Linked DNA regions of Homo sapiens: region 1 is linked to region 2. A link is an interaction called in ENCODE POLR2A ChIA-PET data of the cell type or tissue named here. Cell type or tissue: MCF 10A. All regions are shown on one strand.

The links. ChIA-PET counts read pairs that join two places held together with the same protein. Peaks named below come from ENCODE experiments on the same cell type or tissue, not always from the same donor. Only the 100,000 strongest peaks of a DNase experiment are listed, where the experiment ranks them.
Region 1: POLR2A ChIA-PET joins it to region 2 with 5 read pairs; 2 of 35 experiments call an interaction of 5 or more read pairs at or near these places.

The regions. Positions count from the first base shown.
Region 1 is chr2:131,015,315-131,020,314 of GRCh38, reverse strand. All of the region lies in intron 4 of ARHGEF4 (Rho guanine nucleotide exchange factor 4), which reads right to left. Among named protein-coding and RNA genes, the nearest start is that of SMIM39, 17 kb to the left of the region's middle. In MCF 10A, no CTCF peak of the experiment used is centred here; a DNase peak (open chromatin) is centred at 2,934.
Region 2 is chr2:130,865,774-130,870,773 of GRCh38, reverse strand. All of the region lies in intron 1 of ARHGEF4 (Rho guanine nucleotide exchange factor 4), which reads right to left. Among named protein-coding and RNA genes, the nearest start is that of ARHGEF4-AS1, 31 kb to the right of the region's middle. In MCF 10A, no CTCF peak of the experiment used is centred here; a DNase peak (open chromatin) is centred at 2,323.

The DNA of each region.
Region 1 (5,000 bases), 150 kb before region 2:
ATACCTAATGTTAAATGAAGAGTTAATGGGTGCAGCACACCAACATGGCACATGTATACATATGTAACAAACCTGCACATTGTGCACATGTACCCTAAAACTTAAAGTATAATAAATAAAATAAAATAAAGAAAAAGAATAAAGGACATCCACATTGAAAAGGAAAAATAAAATTATCTGTTTGCAGATGACATCTTCTTACATGTAGCATACCTTAAAGAATCCACAATAAAATTATTAAAGCTACTAAAATTCAGCAAGGCTACAGAATATAAATTAACACACAAAAATCAGTTTTATTTCTGTATATTTGCAATGAGTAATCTGAAAAGGAAACTTTTGAAAATTTCATTACAATAGCATTAAAAAGAATAAAATACTGGCCAGGCATGGTGGCTCACGCCTGTAATCCCAGCACTTTGGGAGGCCGAGGCGGGCGGATCACGAGGTCAGGAAATCGAGACCATCCTGGCTAACACAGTGAAACCCCGTCTTTACTAAAAATACAAAAAAATTAGCCGGCCGTGGTGGCAGGCGCCTGTAGTCCCAGCTATTCAGGAGGCTGAGGCAGGAGAATGGCATGAACCCGGGAGGCGGAGCTTGCAGTGAGCCGAGATCGCGCCACTGCACTCCAGCCTGGGCGACAGAGCGAGACTCCATCTCAAAAAAACAAAAACAAAAACAAAAACCAAAGAATAAAATACTTAGGAATAAACTTAACCAAGGAGGCCAAAGATGTGTAGAATAAAAGCTACAAAACATTGCTGGAAAAAAAAAAAAGCAAAGAAAGACGTCCCATGTTCATAAATTGAAAGTCTTAATATATTTAAGATGACAATACCACCTAAAGCAATCTGTGTATTCAATGCATTCCTATAAAAATCCAATGACTTTTTTTTTTTGAGACAGAGTTTCACTCTTGTTGCCCAGGCTGCAGTGCAATGGCACGATCTCAGCTCACGGCAACCTCCGCCTCCCGGGTTCAAGCGATTCTCATGCCTCAGCCTCCCAGGTAGCTGGGATTACAGGCATGTGACACCACACCGAGATAATCTTGTATTTTTAGTATAGACAGGGTTTCTCCATGTTGGTCAGGCTGGTCTCGAACTCCCAACCTCAGGTGATCCACCCACCTCAGCCTCCCAAAATGCTGAGATTACAGGCATGAGCCACTGCGCCCAGCCCCAGTGGCATTTTTTTACACACATAGAAAAATTCATCATTAAAATTCACATGGAATCTCAAGGGGTCCTGACTAGCCAAAATTATTTTGAAAAAAACAAAGTTGGAGGACCCGCATTTCCTGATTTCAAAACTTACTACAAAGTCACAATAATCAAATAATGTGGAAATGGCATAAGGATAGATATATAGACCAATAGAACTGAATAGAGGATCCAGAAATAAACCCTCCCATATGTGGTCAATTGATTTTCGACAAAGGTGCTAACACTGTGAGGGAAAAGACAGTCTTTACAGCGAACAGTGTTGGGAAGCTGGATATCCAAATGCAAAATAATGAAGTTAAACCCTTACCTAACACACATAAAAATTAACTCAAAATGGACAAAGTCCTAAATATAAAAGTTAAAACTATAATACTCTTAGAAGAAAACAGGGGAAAGCTTTACAGCAGTGAATCTGTAAATAATTTCTTGGATATAAGACCAAAAGCACAGGCAACAGGAAAAAAATAGGTAAATTGAACTGTATCAAAATTTAAATCTTTTGTGCATTAAAGGACAGTATCAAGAGAGAAAAGGCAACCCATAGAATGGAAGAAAATATCTGCAAATCATATATCTGATAAGGGAATAACATCCAGAATACATTTTTGAAAAACTCCCACAACTCAAAAAACAAAACAAACAAAAAACTCAAAAACTAGCCCAACTCAAAAATAGGCAAAGGATTTGAATAGACATTTCTTCAAAGAAGACATACGAATGGTCAATAGCATATAAATAAGGACATACGACATCACTAATCATTAGGGAAATGCAAATAAAAATCACAGCGGTATGCCAGTTCATCCTTAGTATGGTCATTACAAAAACAACAAGAATAACAAAATATGAAAATAACAATGGCATGTGGATTATACCACAATTGTTTAAACAACTGGTTGGCTGTACTTGTTTGGCACTATTTCTGGATTTTCTATTCTGTCCCATTGATCAATGTGTTCATCCACCTCTCATACCAAATAGTCTTGTTTTCTGTGGGTATAAAATAATTCTTGAAATTTGGTAGAGTGGTTCATCTTACTTAATTCCTCTTTTCAGAAATGTTTTAGCTATTCTTTTTTGTTTCCTCCCCTGGCCTCCTGTTTTAGCTATTCCTGTTCCTTTGCCTTTCCATATAAATTTTAGAATAATCTTGTCTATAGCTAGAAAAAAATCCTGCTGAGATTTTGATAGGAATTACATTAAACCTATGTATCAACTCGGAGACAACTGAAATCTTTACTCTGTTGAGCCCTCCCATCCATGAACACAGAATCTCTCTCCATATTTAGATCCTCTTTGATTTCTTTCAGTTCTCTGCTATTTTAAACAAGTCCCAGACATCACATAATTTGATCCGTGAATAGCATAGTATATGTCTTAAAAGGCAAGGCATCTCTTTCCCTTGCTCTCCCTCTCTGTCTTGCTGCTACACTTTCTTTTCTGGGGTATTTTAAAAGCAATGGTCTCTCGAGGGGAATAAAACAGATTTCTTGTAGGAGTCACTACTTTTCTTGGCTTTTCAGTAGTCCCAGCTGGGGTCTCAGCAGTTCACAAAATGATTGTTCATCTAGCAAATTTGCAGCCTGGGAGAAAAGAAAAGCGAGTTTCAACATGAGTCTCCCAGTACTTTTACTCATCATTTTACATTCCAGCTCCCAGCACAGGGTGTGGGATTGAGGAGGTGTTTCCTGAGGGTTTCACAACTGCATGAACGGAAGGTTGAGCAGGCATTCGTGGGAGAGGGAGTGAAGGTGAAGGTGGGGGAAGGACTCCGGGACTGAAGCCAGGAGATCCAGGCTCTGTGCAAACAGCCAGTGGGAGAGCCAGTCACTTGTCTGCTTAGACTGGGCTCAAACTCTCTTACAAAGCTACTGTGGGTCTCACACAGCTAATTCATAGGAAAGCGTTAAAGGATGGGACCATGTGCCCCACGGTGTATGCAGGTGAATAAATGAACAAAAACAACATGGCCCAGCAACACAAAGGCCAGTCTTGATTTTGGATTTTAAATTTTTTATAGGAAGACAAGTCAGCAGTCTCTGATTCATTCTGAAATTCCAACAGTGTTTAGACAGCACAGCAGCTAAGAGCTCTAGATTCTAGATAAATGCTCAGTGAGGGTGCCTTTGCCTCTGGTGAACAGCAGCCAAACAATTTTCTGCTTCCCCTTACAAGGGAAGGCAGGTAGCTCTGCCCACCCAGGGAGAGAGGTGGAGGAATGTCCTCCTTATGCATCTCTTTCCCATGCTGACCTACTGCCCTGCAAGTCAGTGGTTCTCAAAGTGTGGTCCCCAGACCAGCAGCAGCACTTAGGGAACTTGGTAGAGATGCAAATCCTTGAGACCCGTCCCCAGACCCACTGAATCAGAAACTCTGGGGTGGGGCCCCCAGGTTGTGTCTGCATAGCCCTCTGGATGACTCTGGTGCATGCTCAAATTTGAGATCCACTGCTGTCCATCAAAAGCCATTAACAAAGTGAGTACTGACTTACTGAGCTCTGCTCCAGCAAATGCAGGCAATGCAGTCTTTGACATGGCCTTGGGGCCCTTTGAGAAACTTCTCTAAAGAGTCTGGCATACAGTCTTGGAGTAGAAACAGGAATCTGGGCATGGGGGGCACTGGGCAGGGTGCAGGCGGCCTGGCTGTTCATCCAGCACCAAACAGCCAGGTGCTTCCAGTTCACGTCTGCGCATTGGTTCACTGCTTTCTGAATTCACTCAAATGTATTTATCCAGAGCCCATTGGGTATGCGCCACAGACACACGCAGGGTTCTGAGGATGCAATGTGAAGGTGATGGGGGTCTGGCAGGAAATAAGGGAGTTAAACAAATAATGTTGCGTGATGATGCTGGGAAACCACAGGCACAGGAGGCCCAACCAGGCCTGGGAGATCCTGGTGGGGCACGTTGGGAGGTGTCAGGGTAGCAAGGGGGGTGAAGAGTGTTCCAGGCAACAGGGACAGCATCTAGTCCCAGAAGCAAGAGGGTGGGGTTGCTGCTGGTCATGGAAGAACTGCAGAGTGGCTGGAGTAGAGTGAGAAGCAAGAAGGAGGGTGAGAGGTGAGGCTCCCGGGGAGCCCTGGCATGCATGTGGTCCCTGCCCGGGCAAAACGGCAGGTGCAGGCTCCCCAGTGGCTCTGCGCTGCGGGACTGGGATACGTGTCCGGGTGTGGCCCTACAGGGGCCTCTCACTTCATCCTTGCGACATGAACAAGGAAGGCGAAATGATGTGTCCATTCTACAGATGAGGAAGCTGGGGCCCAGAGAGGTGAAGTTTCTTCACACGCTCACAAGGGGCCAAAGCTTGCCGGCCAGCCAGGTCACTGGGCTCTCTGCACTGGACTGAGTTTGTTTCTATTTTTAGTAGAGATGGGGTTTTGCCATGTTCGCTAGGCTGGTCTTGAACTCCTGACCTCAGGTGATCCGCCCTTGGCTTCCCAAAGTGCTGGGATTCCAAGCGTGAGCCACTTGCACCCAGACTAGCTTTTGTTTTTTAAAAAGATTATTTTTGATAGACTTTTAAAGAACAGTTTTAGATGTACAGAACAACCGGTCAACCAGCACAGAGTTCCCAGGCACCCACACCAGGGCTCCCCGACCATAAGGTCTCACACTAGCATGGCACATTTGTCATGCGAACGGAGTAACACTGACTCTGATAGTCACTGATGTCCAGATTTTGTTCAGATTTCCTCAGGTTCTCCCAAATGGCCTTTTTCTGTTTCAGGATCCAATACTACATTTAGTCATCTCAGCTCCAGATTTTTAATTT
Region 2 (5,000 bases):
GACCGTCTGCTGCTTCCAGGTTACTCTGGCTCATCTTGACCATAGCCTTGTAAGAAATTAGATACCTGGCACATAAGGAGCACCCCCAAAGTGAGTTCCCTTCCCCTCCCCAGGGATGGAAGACCTTGGTTTCCACCCTGGCTTCATCCCTGACTGTTGGTAACTGGGGCAGTTGTTTCATTCTTTGACCCTCACTCACTTCAAGGTGCATGGTTCTGAGAAGGTCATATGAGATTGGGTGCAGGAAAATGAGGGCCGCACAAACACAAAGCCTCAAAGGGAAGGAACAGGGCTGAGGGCCCCTTCCTGCCCCCTCTCCTGGGCAGTGTCCTGGCAGCTAGGGACCCTGGAGGGCTCCCCTCAGCTGAGCCATCCCCAGCCCTGCCCCTGTACACTTCATGCCCATTCCTGCTTTTCCATCTCAGCATGCCCGTTGCTCCATCTGAAACACATCCCACTCGTGACATCCAGTCCTACCAAAGGGCCTACCCTGCTCCCGGGGGCTAGGTCCCATCTCGTCTGTTCAGCGTTGTCCTTGCCCCTTCAGCCTACCCTGGGCTGGGGAGGAGGTGCCACAAGAGGGAAAAGCAACAATACCCATGGAAGAAACAGTGGGCAGGCCTCCCACCCTCCAGCAGCGTCTTTCTCTGAGGCCCTGCAGGGGTTGACAGCAGAGGGCGAATATTGTTCTCAGTGGCAGGGAGACGTTCACACTGCCCCAAAACGCTGAGCCTCTTCAGCAGATGTACCCAGAAAGGCAAATAATGGAGCTTTTCAGCTGTTGCCAGAGCCAGCCTGAGAGCTCAGCGGGTCCCGCTGGCCACACCGGGTTCCACGGAGGGGGCCTTGTTCAGCACCCCATGTGTGCACACAGTGAGGGTCCAAGAAACAGCTCTGCTCCCAGTCTGAGCCTCTGGCCCCCAAGCTTAACACCGAAAACACAAAACCATTCTCCACCTTTTCCTTTCAGGGTTTCAGGTGGCCTCAGTAAGAGGCGGCCGTTCCCTAGCTGAGGGACGACTTGGTCTGAATGCGGATATGTCAGCTCCCCGCTCTGGCCGGGCTGCCCGTGACTGCTGCCTGGCATTCCCCTGCCTCACTAGCTTCCTTTCATACCCTCTCTTCTCTCTAACTGCAGAGGTCATTGTTCCCCAGCAGCTTCTACACTCCTTCGAATTCTAGACACAGTCCCTGAGTCATCTCGTGCCATCACAGATTCAAGCACTGCCTATGTGCTGGGCACAATCAAATAGCTACTGCCAGCTGCCTTCCCAGACTCAGGGGCCTCACTGCTCACCAAGATTCCCTGCTTATCTCAGGGGTAACTCCCTCTTCAGTCAGTGACACCACCAGTGACCCAGCTGATGAAGGCAGAGACCCGGAGCCCTGCGAGACTTCCTCCCTCACCCATTCCACATCTATCCGGCTCCAAGTTCTGTGGGTTACAGCTCCTGAGTGTTCTTTCCTATCCTCACACCACTGCCTCTGCTGTACCTTCCATCACCGGCACAGATTACTTCTCAGCTTCCCAACCACTCTGCAGGCCTCCACCCTTACTCCTCCTACTCTCTCTGTGGCCAGACAGATCTTTCTAAGCCTCAAATATGACAGCTGTATCACATCACTCCCTCCAATCAAAATCTGTGAAATGCCCTCTTGGTAGGCTGAGTAGGGACCCCCAAGATGTCTGTGTCCTAAGCCCAAGAACCTGTGACTGTTGCCTTTTAGGGCAAAAGGGATGGGGCTGAGGTAATGAAGTGCATGAGATGGGGAGATAACCCAGATTATCCAGGTGGTCCCGATATGATCACCGGAAGGTGATGTGATGCTGGAACCAGAGAATGAAGTGATGCCTTTAAGGACGGGGGTGCCATAAGCCAAGGAATGTAGGCGGCCACTGGAAGCTGGAAAAGGCAGGAAGCCGACCCTCTGAAGCTTCCAGAACGAACCAGCCCACAGGCACCTTGGCTTCAGCCCAGTGCGGCTGGCTTTGGGCTTCGGTCCTTCAGCTGTAATGCACTGGCTGCATTTTAAGTCATAATATTTGTACTAGCTTGTTGCAGCAGCTACAGGAAAGTCATACTTTCCCCATAAAATTGCAACAAAATCTGACCACCCTAGAATGTTTGCAAAGTCCTACTTCCTGCCTGACCTGGCCTCTCCCTGATTTCGCCTTTTCCTTGGATGTTCTGCTGCACACAGTGCCACGACAGTATGAAATCCTTAGCTTGTATTCCCTAAAGACACCACGCTTTCTCCCGCCTCAGACCGCAGCTGGTCTCTGCACCTGGAACACCTGCCCCGCCCCACCCCACCCTCCCACACCCAGCCAAGAGTCAGCCAGGTTTCAGCTTCCCTGGGAAGTGTTCTCTCCTTTCCCTTTTCTGCCATCAGCGCCAACCCCCATGTCCAGCTGGGTGACTGTCTGCTGCTTCCAGGTTACTTAGGCTCATCTTGACCACAGCCTTGTAAGAAATTATTCCATAAGGAAAAGACGTCCAGGAGACTCCAGTCCCAGGTCCAGATGCAGTAAAAGCACATCCACCCTTGGCCGGGTGTGGTGGCTCACTCCTGTAATCCCAGCACTCTGGGAGGCCGGGGCGGGCGGATCACGACGTCGGGAGATCGAGACGATCCTGGCTAACATGGTGAAACCCCATCTCTACTAAAAATACAAAAAATTAGCCAGGCGTGGTGGCGGGCGCCTGTAGTCCCAGCTACTCAGGAGGCTGAGGCAGGAGAATGGCCTGAATCTGGGAGGCGGAGCTTGCAGTGAGCCGAGATGGCACCACTGCACTCCAGCCTGGGTGACTCTGTCTCCAAAAAAAAAAAAAAAAGAAAAAAAAAAAAGAAAAAAACACATCCACCTTGCTCCCACCACACGCAGCGTTGAAGCCAAAACATGGCGCAGGGGGCGGCTGCCTGAGGACTCTGCAGAGGAAACAGCAGCAGTGGGACCGGGGAGAAGGCTGGAACGTGAAGGATGCTGAGGCAAGTTCCTCATCTTATCTCTGGTAGCTCCTGATCTGGAAGTGGGCATGAGGGCACAGATGAGAAAGCCCTGGGGAAGACTTAGTACAGGCTGAAAGAGGAGGAAAAGGGACTCATGACACTCAGAAAGTGGGAGAAATTGCCTGTTGATTTATTTCCTTTTCTCCATTCTCTTATGTCCCAAGGAAAGCCACAACTGAAATTAGAAAATATTTTGAACTGAATGAAAATGAAAATACAATATATTGGCCAGGCATGGTGTCTCACATCTGTAATCCCAGCACTTTGGGAGGCTAAGGCGGGCAGATCACGAGGTCAGGAGTTCGAGACCAGCCTGGCCAACATGGTGAAACCCCCTCTCTACTAAAAATACAAAAATTAGCCAGGCGCAGTGGCACGCACCTGTAATCCCAGTACTCAAGAGGCTGAGGCAGGAGAATCACTTGAACCCGGGAGACGGAGGTTGCAGTGAGCCGAGATCGCACCACTGCACTCCAGCCTGGTGATAGAGTGAGACTCCGTCTCATTAAAAAAAAAAAATAATAATAATAATATATTAAAAGGAGCCATCATTATAGATACCATGGACTTTTGGAAGATAGCAGGGACATTACCAACAGCTCTATACCCCCCAGTTTGAAAATGTAGACAAAAAGGATCAATTCCTTGAAAGACACAAGGGTACAGAACTGGTACCTATTCACAAAGGAGACACATATAATTCAGGAAGGCCTATATCTATTAAAGGAATTGAATCAATAATTAGCATTCAAAAACTGAAAGCACTAGGCCCAGATGGTTTCACAAATGAATTCTACCAAACATTGAAGGAACAAATGATACCGTTTATTTGCAGTCTCTTCCAGAAAACAGAAGTAGAGAGAACACTTCCTAACTCATCCCAGGAGGCCAGCATTACAAAATCAAAAAAGGATATTACAAGAAAGAAAAACTACACACCAACTGCTCTCATAAACACAGATGCAAAAATCCTCAACAGAATTCTAGCAGATGGAATCCACCAATGTATCAAAAGAATTGTACACCATGACCAAGTGGAATTTATCCCAGGTACGCAAGGCTGGTTCAAAAATCAATTAACATAATCCATCATATCAACAGGCTAGAAAAGAGAAATCATAGACCAATCAATAGATGCAGAAAGAGTATCTGGCAGAATTCAACATACCTATGTGATAAAAACCCTCAGCAAGCTAAGGATACAAGGAGAGACGTCCTTACCTTGATAAAGAACATCTACACGAAACCCACGGCTAACATCATGCATCCTAGTGAGAAGTCCCTTTGCCACATAACATAGCATGGAAGTAGCACCAGAGGACTAAGGTCATGTGGGCCAAAATCCTGCCTGCCATACCCACCTTCTTCTTTTTTTTCCAGACGGAGTTTCGCTCTTGTCACCCAGGCTGGAGTGCAGTGGCACAAACTTGGCTCACTGCAACCTCTGCTTCCCGGGTTCAAGCAATTCTCCTGCCTCAGTCTCCCGAGTAGCTGGATTACAGATGCATGCCACCACACCTAGCTATTTTATTAAAACAAATTTTTTTTTGGTCTCTAGAGATGTGGCCTTGCTGTGCTGCCCAGATCTGTCTCATACTCTTGGCCTTAAGCAATCCTTCCACCTCAGACTCCCAAAGTACTGGGATTACAGGTGTGAGCAACTGAGCCCAGCCAGATCAATGTTTTTATTCGACCCTAAAGTTTTCCTCTTCAGGTCCCTGGACCTAACTTAGCAGCACATGAAGAAAAGACCCAGGATTTGAGTCCACAGTGGAATGTGGCAGTCAAAAGAGCTAATTCTGTCATGGAATGCCTCAACTGACATGCATCCCTCAGGAGAATGGGGTGTGAGTCTACTGCTCCTCTGGGCTGGTCAGGCACCAGAGATCCCCCCTCAGTCTAAGGCCCACACTCAAGTAAAGGACTGACGGACTTGATCACAGCCTGAGATCAAGAGCCAGCTGGATGCAGAATGATTTAAGAACTGA